2 separate regions of the Homo sapiens genome follow, and region 1 is linked to region 2. The links are chromatin contacts, found by Hi-C or POLR2A ChIA-PET in ENCODE. All regions are on one chromosome and are shown on one strand. The core of a region is the stretch at or near the end of the contact, and the rest is flanking DNA. Distances in the headings are between cores, read along the strand shown. Region 1 holds the start of LPIN3 (lipin 3). Region 2 overlaps ZHX3 (zinc fingers and homeoboxes 3).

Region 1 (3,870 bases), core at 311-2,810, 65 kb before region 2:
CTCATCCAGCCCCTCCTTTCTCCAGCTGTCCTAGGTTAAGACTTTATAACCAGATGCCCAGATCACGGGTGGCCACAGGACATTAGGAGAAAAGGCACCAGATTATCTGGGTGCTGATCCCCACTCCGCCATTTGCTAGCTGTGACCATGGGCAAGTGACTTCATCTCTCTGACCCTCAGTCTCAGCCTCCAAAATGGGAATAACATCAGGCACGTGTGAGTAACTAATGACTTTGTGTAAAGCCCTGGAATGCAATAAAAACCTGTATGTACACCTATCAGCAGCAGCATCATGACAGCCCCACTCATGCAGGCTGGTCCTGTGGGCACTGCAGGTCATACTCTGATGAACTGCCCCTGCCAGCAGTTGAGAGTTTGGACTTCTTTTATTTATTTATTTTTTTGAGATGGAGTCTTGCCCTGTCACCCAGACTGGAGTGCGGTGGCATGATTTTGGCTCACTGCAAGCTCCGCCTGCTGGGTTCAAGCAATTCTCCTGCCTCAGCCTCCCGAGTAGCTGGGACTACAGGCGTGTGCCACCACACCCGGCTAATTTTTTGTATTTTTAGTGGAGACGGGGTTTCACCGTGTTAGGATGGTCTCGATCTCCTGACCTCATGATCCACCCGCCTCAGTCTCCAAAGTGCTGGGATTACAGGCGTGAGCCACCGCGCCCAGCGGAGTTTGGACTTCTTAACTTGGCACTCAAGGCCATGCACAATGGTGGCACCACTATTTGCAAAACGAGCATGTGCACTCCACGTAGGCCTCACACCCCACCTTGGGGATGTTCACAGGCCTTCCAGGCTAGACTACAACTCTAGCACAGGGAAGCCAGAGCAAGCTGCCCTAGGACTAGGCTCTCAGCCCTCGGGGCTCCCAGGTTTGGGTGGATGAAGGGTGTGGCTCTCCACCGAGGACCAGAGGGAGCAGGAGAGTAAGCACTCCTAGTGCCCCAGTAGAGAGAAAGCGCCACCCCAGCCCCCAGCAGCTACAGCATCTGATCTGCCCAGTCTCAGGGCAAGCAGGGCAAGGGCCAGTCACTGTTTTGCAACTGAGGACACTGGGTACCAGAGAAAGTGGCTGTCCTCCTCAAGGTCACACAGTCAGGCTGGGGTAAAGCTGGGCCAGCCTCCCCTGGGAGGTTTCGACGTCTCCTCTCCAGACTCTACGTTCTGGGTGTCCAGGGGGCCTGCAGCCGCTGGGCCAGGGAAAAAGGGACAAAATGAGGCCAGTCCCTCCACCCCTGCGTCCCCATCTTACAGCTAGGGGTGGACCCAGGCCCGCGGACAGGAAGGAAGGAATGTAGGATGGCAGGACAGATGGGCAGGGCGGGAGGGGAGAGGGTCATCTCTTCTCCCCCCGAGTTGGGCCCTACCTGGGGAGCTGCCCACTGGAGCTCCTGGACTCAGAGCCGCCGCCTCTACCTACGTGCACAGGCTCCACAGGTGAGTGTCTTCGGCCCTCAGTCACTTGGCGCTTCCGGGTCCTCTAAGACAGGGTGAGAGCACGGCTCCACTCCTTCTACGATCCTAGTGCGGCCTCCACAGGCCCCAATCTGCCCAGGCTCCACTCCCTGGAAAGACCCCGCCCCTGCTCCGATCCCCGCCCAGGGCGCCCTTTGGCCTCGGAGGCGGGGGCGGGGCCAGACTTCATGCCCCGCCCACCAGACCCCGCCCCAAGTCCCTGTGCCACCGCCTGCCCCACCTCCAGAAAAGTGTGGATTTCGGAACGGGGCGGACCTAGCTCCTCCCAGATTTGCTTCCAGCTTGCTGTGTGATCTTGGGTGAATTCCTTCCTCAATTTGATCCCATTTCCTGTTTTGTCAAGGGGGAAAGCCGCCTTGCAGGATTTTAGAGATGACATGAAATGACTTTGCGCGGCTCCTGGCGCTCAAACGTCCCCTCCTGGGGGCAGCTTTTCCTGAACCCACCCGTATCTCCCAGACTGGACAGGCCCCTCGCGTCATCTGTTCGCATAGCCCACAGTTGTAATTTCATATTTGCTTGAATGACTACTTGATTAATGTATATCTCTTCATTTAAATTTGAACTCTGAGAGCAGGTCACGTACATCCTTACACTCCAGCGCTTATCAGTACCTCGCCTGACAAACAGCAGGCGCTCCATAAATGCCCGCACCTTCATTCCATCCCTGGGACGTTCTGGTCGAGCGGCAGCGGGCTCAATACTGACACTGGCCAGCAGGGGGCAGGCGGTGATCAGCCTTCTGGCCCAGCCGCGCTCCCTCCCTGTCTGCAGGCACTGCGGGAGGGGACAGGTGAGCCCAGGTGCGCCGAGGCACGCGGAAGGTGCATTTACTCTCGTGCCTTGGGCAAGGCCCGGGCCGGGAACGGCTTTTTCCTCTTGGATCTGTGGCTCGCGGCTTTCCTGGACCAAAGACCTTTCCGACGCCCTATGGCCCCTGCAAAGAAGCTGCCCTGAGAAGGGCCTGGAGATGAAGTAATTTGTTCTAAAAGAGAGAGGGCACCGAGGAAAGGCTTGGCGGAGCAGCAACGGCGACGAGCCAGGCTTAGAAACGACTGGGCGGTGAGGAGGAGAGGTAGCTGCCATTATTCTGACTCAGGGTGACAGAACCTGTTTGGAAGTGACTGGCCTCAGTTGTCCTCATTTTGGCAGAAGTCATTTAGTATCAGTCCTGATCCCAGGTAGTGTCTGGCTGCTATCTCAGAAGAGCCCTGTTGGGAGCAGAGCTATGTCAAGGTGGCCAGGAGGGCAGCGTCATACATACCATTTTCTGTAACATCAGGAAATCCCTGAAGGGAGCCCGAGAAGGAAGGAAGGAGAGGTCACAGGTTGGGGCTACAGATGCCGAAATCAATTTACCTCTTTGAGCCTCAATTTCATCGGCAAAGGTGGTGATAAAAGCTACCTTGCAGGATTCTATTGTGAGGATTTACAGGATGAATTAAATAAGTGGTTCTCAACCTTGACTGTGTGTTAGAATCACTGTGCCCTAGACGAATACTGATGCCCCGGATACTGGGAGTTTAAAAACCTCTCCAGTTGGTTGTAATGTACAAACAAGGCTGAGAACTGCTGATCCAAATTAAATGCAGAGCACAGCGCCAGGGCACACACTAGGCATTCAGGAATGTTTATCACATATTTATTTTTATTTAAAAAATTTTTGTGTCACACATTTTTAAAGATGGAGCACAAATTGTTTTCATTGTTCATTGTTAGAGGAAAAAAAGTTGATATAAAGGTTGTTGCAGAAATTGCATTTGCGGCTGGGGTGAGGTGGCTTACGCCTGCAATCCCAGCACTTTGGGAGGCAGAGGTGGGCGGATCGTCTGAGGTCAGGAGTTGGAGACCAGCCTGGCCAACACGGTGAAACCCCATCTCTGTTTTTTTGTTTTTGTTTTTGTTTTGAGATGAAGTCTCGCTCTGTCACTCAGGCTGGAGTGCAGTGGCACCATCTCTGCTCACTGCAAGCTCCACTTTCCGGGTTCACGCCATTCTCCTGCCTCAGCCTCCTGAGTAGCTGGGACTACAGGGGCCCATCCCCATGCCCAGCTAATTTTTTGTATTTTTAGTAGAGACAGGGTTTCACTGTGTTAGCCAGGATGGTCTCGATCTCCTGACCTCGTGATCCACCCACCTCAGCCTCCCAAAGTGTTGGGATTACAGGCGTTAGCCACTGCGCTCGGTCCCCCGTCTCTATTAAAAATACAAAAAAAAAAAAAATTAGCCAGGCATGGTGGTGCACAGCTGTAGTCTCAGCTACTCAGGAGGCTGAGGCAGGAGAATCACTTGAACCGAGGAGGTGGAGGTTGCAGTGAGCTGAGATGGCGCCTCTGTACTCCACCCTGGGTGACAGAGCAAGACATTGTCTCAAAAAAAAAAA
Region 2 (3,697 bases), core at 560-3,059:
CTGACTTCGTGCCATTAAAAAATGTTACAAAAATGTTTGTGTCATTTTAAAAAAGTATATAGTTGAATAAGTTTGTTTCTTTTGTAAGAGATAGGGTCTTGCTATGTTGTCCAGGCTGACCTTGAACTCCTGGGCTCTAGCAGTCGTCCTGCTTCAGCCTCCCAAGCAACTGGGACTACAAGTACACCCCACCTTGCCTGGTAAACTTTTTGTCAAATGTTTATACTCATGTAAACACCACTCCCAATCAGTATACAGAACATTTTTGCCACTCTAGAAAAGTTCCTTCCTCATGCTGTCTTGTCTGTCTTCACCATTCAAAGGTAATTTCTATTGTGATTTTTACCACCAGAAATTTTGTCTTTTCTAGAACTCCACATTTTATTTTATATCTAACTTATCTTGCTCACCATGCTTTTGAGATTTATCCATGATGTGTGTTAGAAACATACTCCTTTTTCTTGCTGAGTAGTATTCTATTGTGTGAATATCACAATTTTTAAAATCTATTCTTATGCTGACAGGTATGTAGGATGTGTCCAGGTTTTGGCTATTTAAAAATTGAGGATAGTTTGTAGCTATGTCATAAACCCCAGTGTGCTTTCTTCCTCCTTTTTCCTGTCTAGCAGGGCTTGTGAAGCAAGCACTTGCCCTGCAGTTAAGGGCATGTTTCCAGGCGCTTATAACTAAGACCACCACAAAGAGAACAGAAAACAAAACTAAAGTGAGCCCGCCAAGTCCCAGGCGGACGCCTCAAGAGTTCAGCTCTTGGGCACAGAACGGCAGGCCTGCAAATTAACTGAAAACTCCCTTTACAGAAAGAAAAAAAGAGCTAAGCATTGAGAGAGCTCGGGGAACCCAATTAGAGACCCAGAGAGCTACTACCACATTGGATCAAATCACAGCAGTTGTTTTGAGACCGAGAGGTTATTCAAAACGCTGAGCCTTGACTATACTGAGAGTGAGGCAGGGCGCTTCCTCTCCCCAGCAGCCTTGCAGCAAATTTCCCAAAGTGCCTTATCTGGGCTCCCTTTTACAGAGGCTTCAGGCTAAGGAGTACTAGGATATACTCTTAAAGTACTTCCCTGACTGCTTTTCCAACATGAGCTACATTTAAAAAAAAGAAAAAGAAAAACAGACTTTTAAGGGTGGGGTTGGGGGACATACTTGATAACTGGAAAACAAAAAAAATCCCACAGACTCAAGTGGCTATCATACATTCAGGTATTGAGCATACTCCCTAAGAACAGGAATTCTCAGCTCTGGGTTTGAGGGGCCCAGGATGCCTCTTTCTGTGACAGACAGGGCACAGCATCTCCTCTCCTATCTCATTCCTTGTAGAGTTCATTTTCCTCTATGCCACCACCAACCAAAGAGAATGTGGCCTTTATCCTGTTTCTTCGGACACTGCCTCTGTATCCAACCCATCCTCTGAATCTTTGTTTGTTTAGTGTTTTTATAAATTTATTTTTATTTTTTGTATTTCTTCTGTCCTCTGAATCTTCACACAGAGTTCAGGTTAACTGAGTGCAACTAGAGCTGAAGAAATGGAGAGGGAGAAGTACAGTCATTCAGTTAGCGTGTTGAAGACACTTTTAGAAGATGGGAAATTGTGTGAGCCCTAAAGATAGGACCCTCATCAGGCAGTGGTAAGACCAAAGAATAGGAAGTCCTCTCCATCTGCCATGTTAGAAGGGCTTTCCAGTTCTGGAAGAATTTGTGGCAAAACTCATGCCATGAGAGTGAGTCTCCTACGGATGTTATGCTGACCAGCCTTGCTCACTGTGCTGATTGCTTGGCATCAGACTCAGCCAGCAGGAGTCCACCCTATGTCTATCCTAACCCAGTTCTCGTCATCACTGGACTGTTGTCTATCTTTTGCGTCACTGCATCAGGTTTTTACCTGGTTACCTTCTGGGCCCCATTTCTTGCCTGGGCCTATTTTTTTTTCCCTTGCCCTCTTCAACTTAAACTTCCTGGTGAAAACAAAAAATAAACATTGACTCAGAAATTCAAATTTTACGTTAGCTAACATGCTCTGCCAAAGCACTGACCCTGAGCACCTGCCAGATGATATTTTTATTGCTTTTAGTTTCATTATAGATCGCAAAATATATGGAATTGGATTTCTTTTTCCTGCGATTTGGTGCTGGTTTATTTCAACAGATGGTATTTTCTGACTGAAGGTATTTATAAACAGTTTGATTATTTCTTTTCTTTTTTTTTGAGACGGAGTTTCACTCTTGTCACCCAGGCTGGAGTGCAATGGCACAATCTGAGCTCACTGCAACCTCCGCCTCCTGGGTTCAAGTGATTCTCCTGCCTCAGCCTCCCAAGTAGCTGGAATTAACAGGTGCCCGCCTCCACGCCCAGCTAATTTTTGTATTTTTAGTAGAGACAGGGTTTCACCATGCTAGCCAGGCTGGTCTCAAACTTCTGACCCCAGTTGATCCACCTGCCTTGGCCTCCCAAAGTGCTGGGATTACAGGCATTAAGCCACCGCACCTGGCCCAGTTTGATTCTTAAGATCCTTTCTGATGTTGCTGGATCACCTTGGACTATGAGTTTCATGTAGCTTATACATTGACAGGAGGTGCAAACTGAAACTTTGAAAAGTTGACACCAAACATCACTACTGAGGCAATCACTGCCCCTCACTCAGACTCATAATCTACTGGTTTCAAATGAACCAGTATTTATTTTAGGGGAATATATACTTTCCTTGCAATTGCGAGTCTTAGAAAACTCCACAGTGATTTTTCCTGGGTTATTGTGTTATCTTCAGTTCTAATTTTGATGTGTGAGCAAAAAACAGATTGTATCCAGCTCAAGTTACCTTTATAATATCAAGTGATTGTTCTCTCACAGACTTTAGCCAAAAATTTTTAAAGACTTGTAAAACCCTTCCTCTCCAACCGACACCCTGTCCAACTACAGTTGATACTTTAAGCTCTGACTCTCAAGCTTCTGTGAGCAAAATCTTTGGCGAAGTAGCTAATGTGACATAATCAATTTGGGGGGATTTGAACTACATGAAAAAGAGTTCCTGATACTGTTCTGCGAAGTCTGTTAAACAACTTAACTCTTATCAGTGAACAAATAAGCTTCGTGCATCTCTGTTCCTCTACTGGGAACTGAAGATAATGAAACTTAATTATAAATCAGGAAAATGAAAATCCTTAAGTTCTGACCTTTTCCATAGCCCAAAGCAAACAAAACAGACGTTACATAATTTACCTTCATTCTCTGGAGTATGAATTTTGGATTACCAATGGCAAGTATAAACTTCATATTTGTGACATACTCCAGGATATTAGTAAATTACCATAGCGATACAGACAGCTAAAGAAGTTAGTGTATCACCTTATCAAGGACATTTTAAAATAACCTTAAAATTACATCATAGAATGGAAAGACATCCATGGATTAGAATACTTAAAGATGGCAATACTACTCAAAGTGATGTAAAGATTCAGTGCAATCTTGACCAAAATTCCAGTACCTATTTTTGCAGAAATAGGAAAGCTGATCCTAAAATTCATATAGAATTGCAAGGGACCCTGAATAGTCAAAACAATCTTGAAAAAGAAAAACAAAGTTGGAGTATTCATGCTTCCCAATTTCAAAAGATACTACAAAGCTACAATAATCAAAATAGGTATAAGCATAAGAATAGACATATAGATCAGTGGAATAA

The links. Hi-C counts contacts between places; a loop is a spot of excess contacts on that map. ChIA-PET counts read pairs that join two places held with the same protein, here RNA polymerase II (POLR2A). Pooled maps may share reads with other maps.
Region 1: a pooled map shows a loop between it and region 2 (2.0-fold over the local background). The contact joins the promoter of LPIN3 here to the enhancer-like site in region 2. A Hi-C loop is called at or near these places in 1 of 168 maps with a recorded cell type or tissue (heart right ventricle), 1 of 37 single-sample maps with no recorded cell type and 1 of 50 pooled maps. POLR2A ChIA-PET finds 5 or more read pairs at or near these places in 3 of 52 experiments (PC-3, activated CD4-positive, alpha-beta T cell and activated CD8-positive, alpha-beta memory T cell).

The regions. Positions count from the first base shown.
Region 1 is chr20:41,338,511-41,342,380 of GRCh38, reverse strand. LPIN3 (lipin 3) reads right to left here and starts at 1,560. Exons shown (of 20, transcript NM_022896.3): 1 at 1,379-1,560. RefSeq lists a silencer at 1,579-1,738 and an enhancer at 1,899-1,948.
Region 2 is chr20:41,273,688-41,277,384 of GRCh38, reverse strand. All of the region lies in intron 1 of ZHX3 (zinc fingers and homeoboxes 3), which reads left to right. Among named protein-coding and RNA genes, the nearest start is that of ZHX3, 42 kb to the left of the region's middle. Within about 2 kb of position 1,809, at least 4 of the 41 ENCODE cell types and tissues checked have a DNase peak (open chromatin) inside an H3K27ac peak, as active enhancers do; they include PC-3, where a contact is called at or near this core.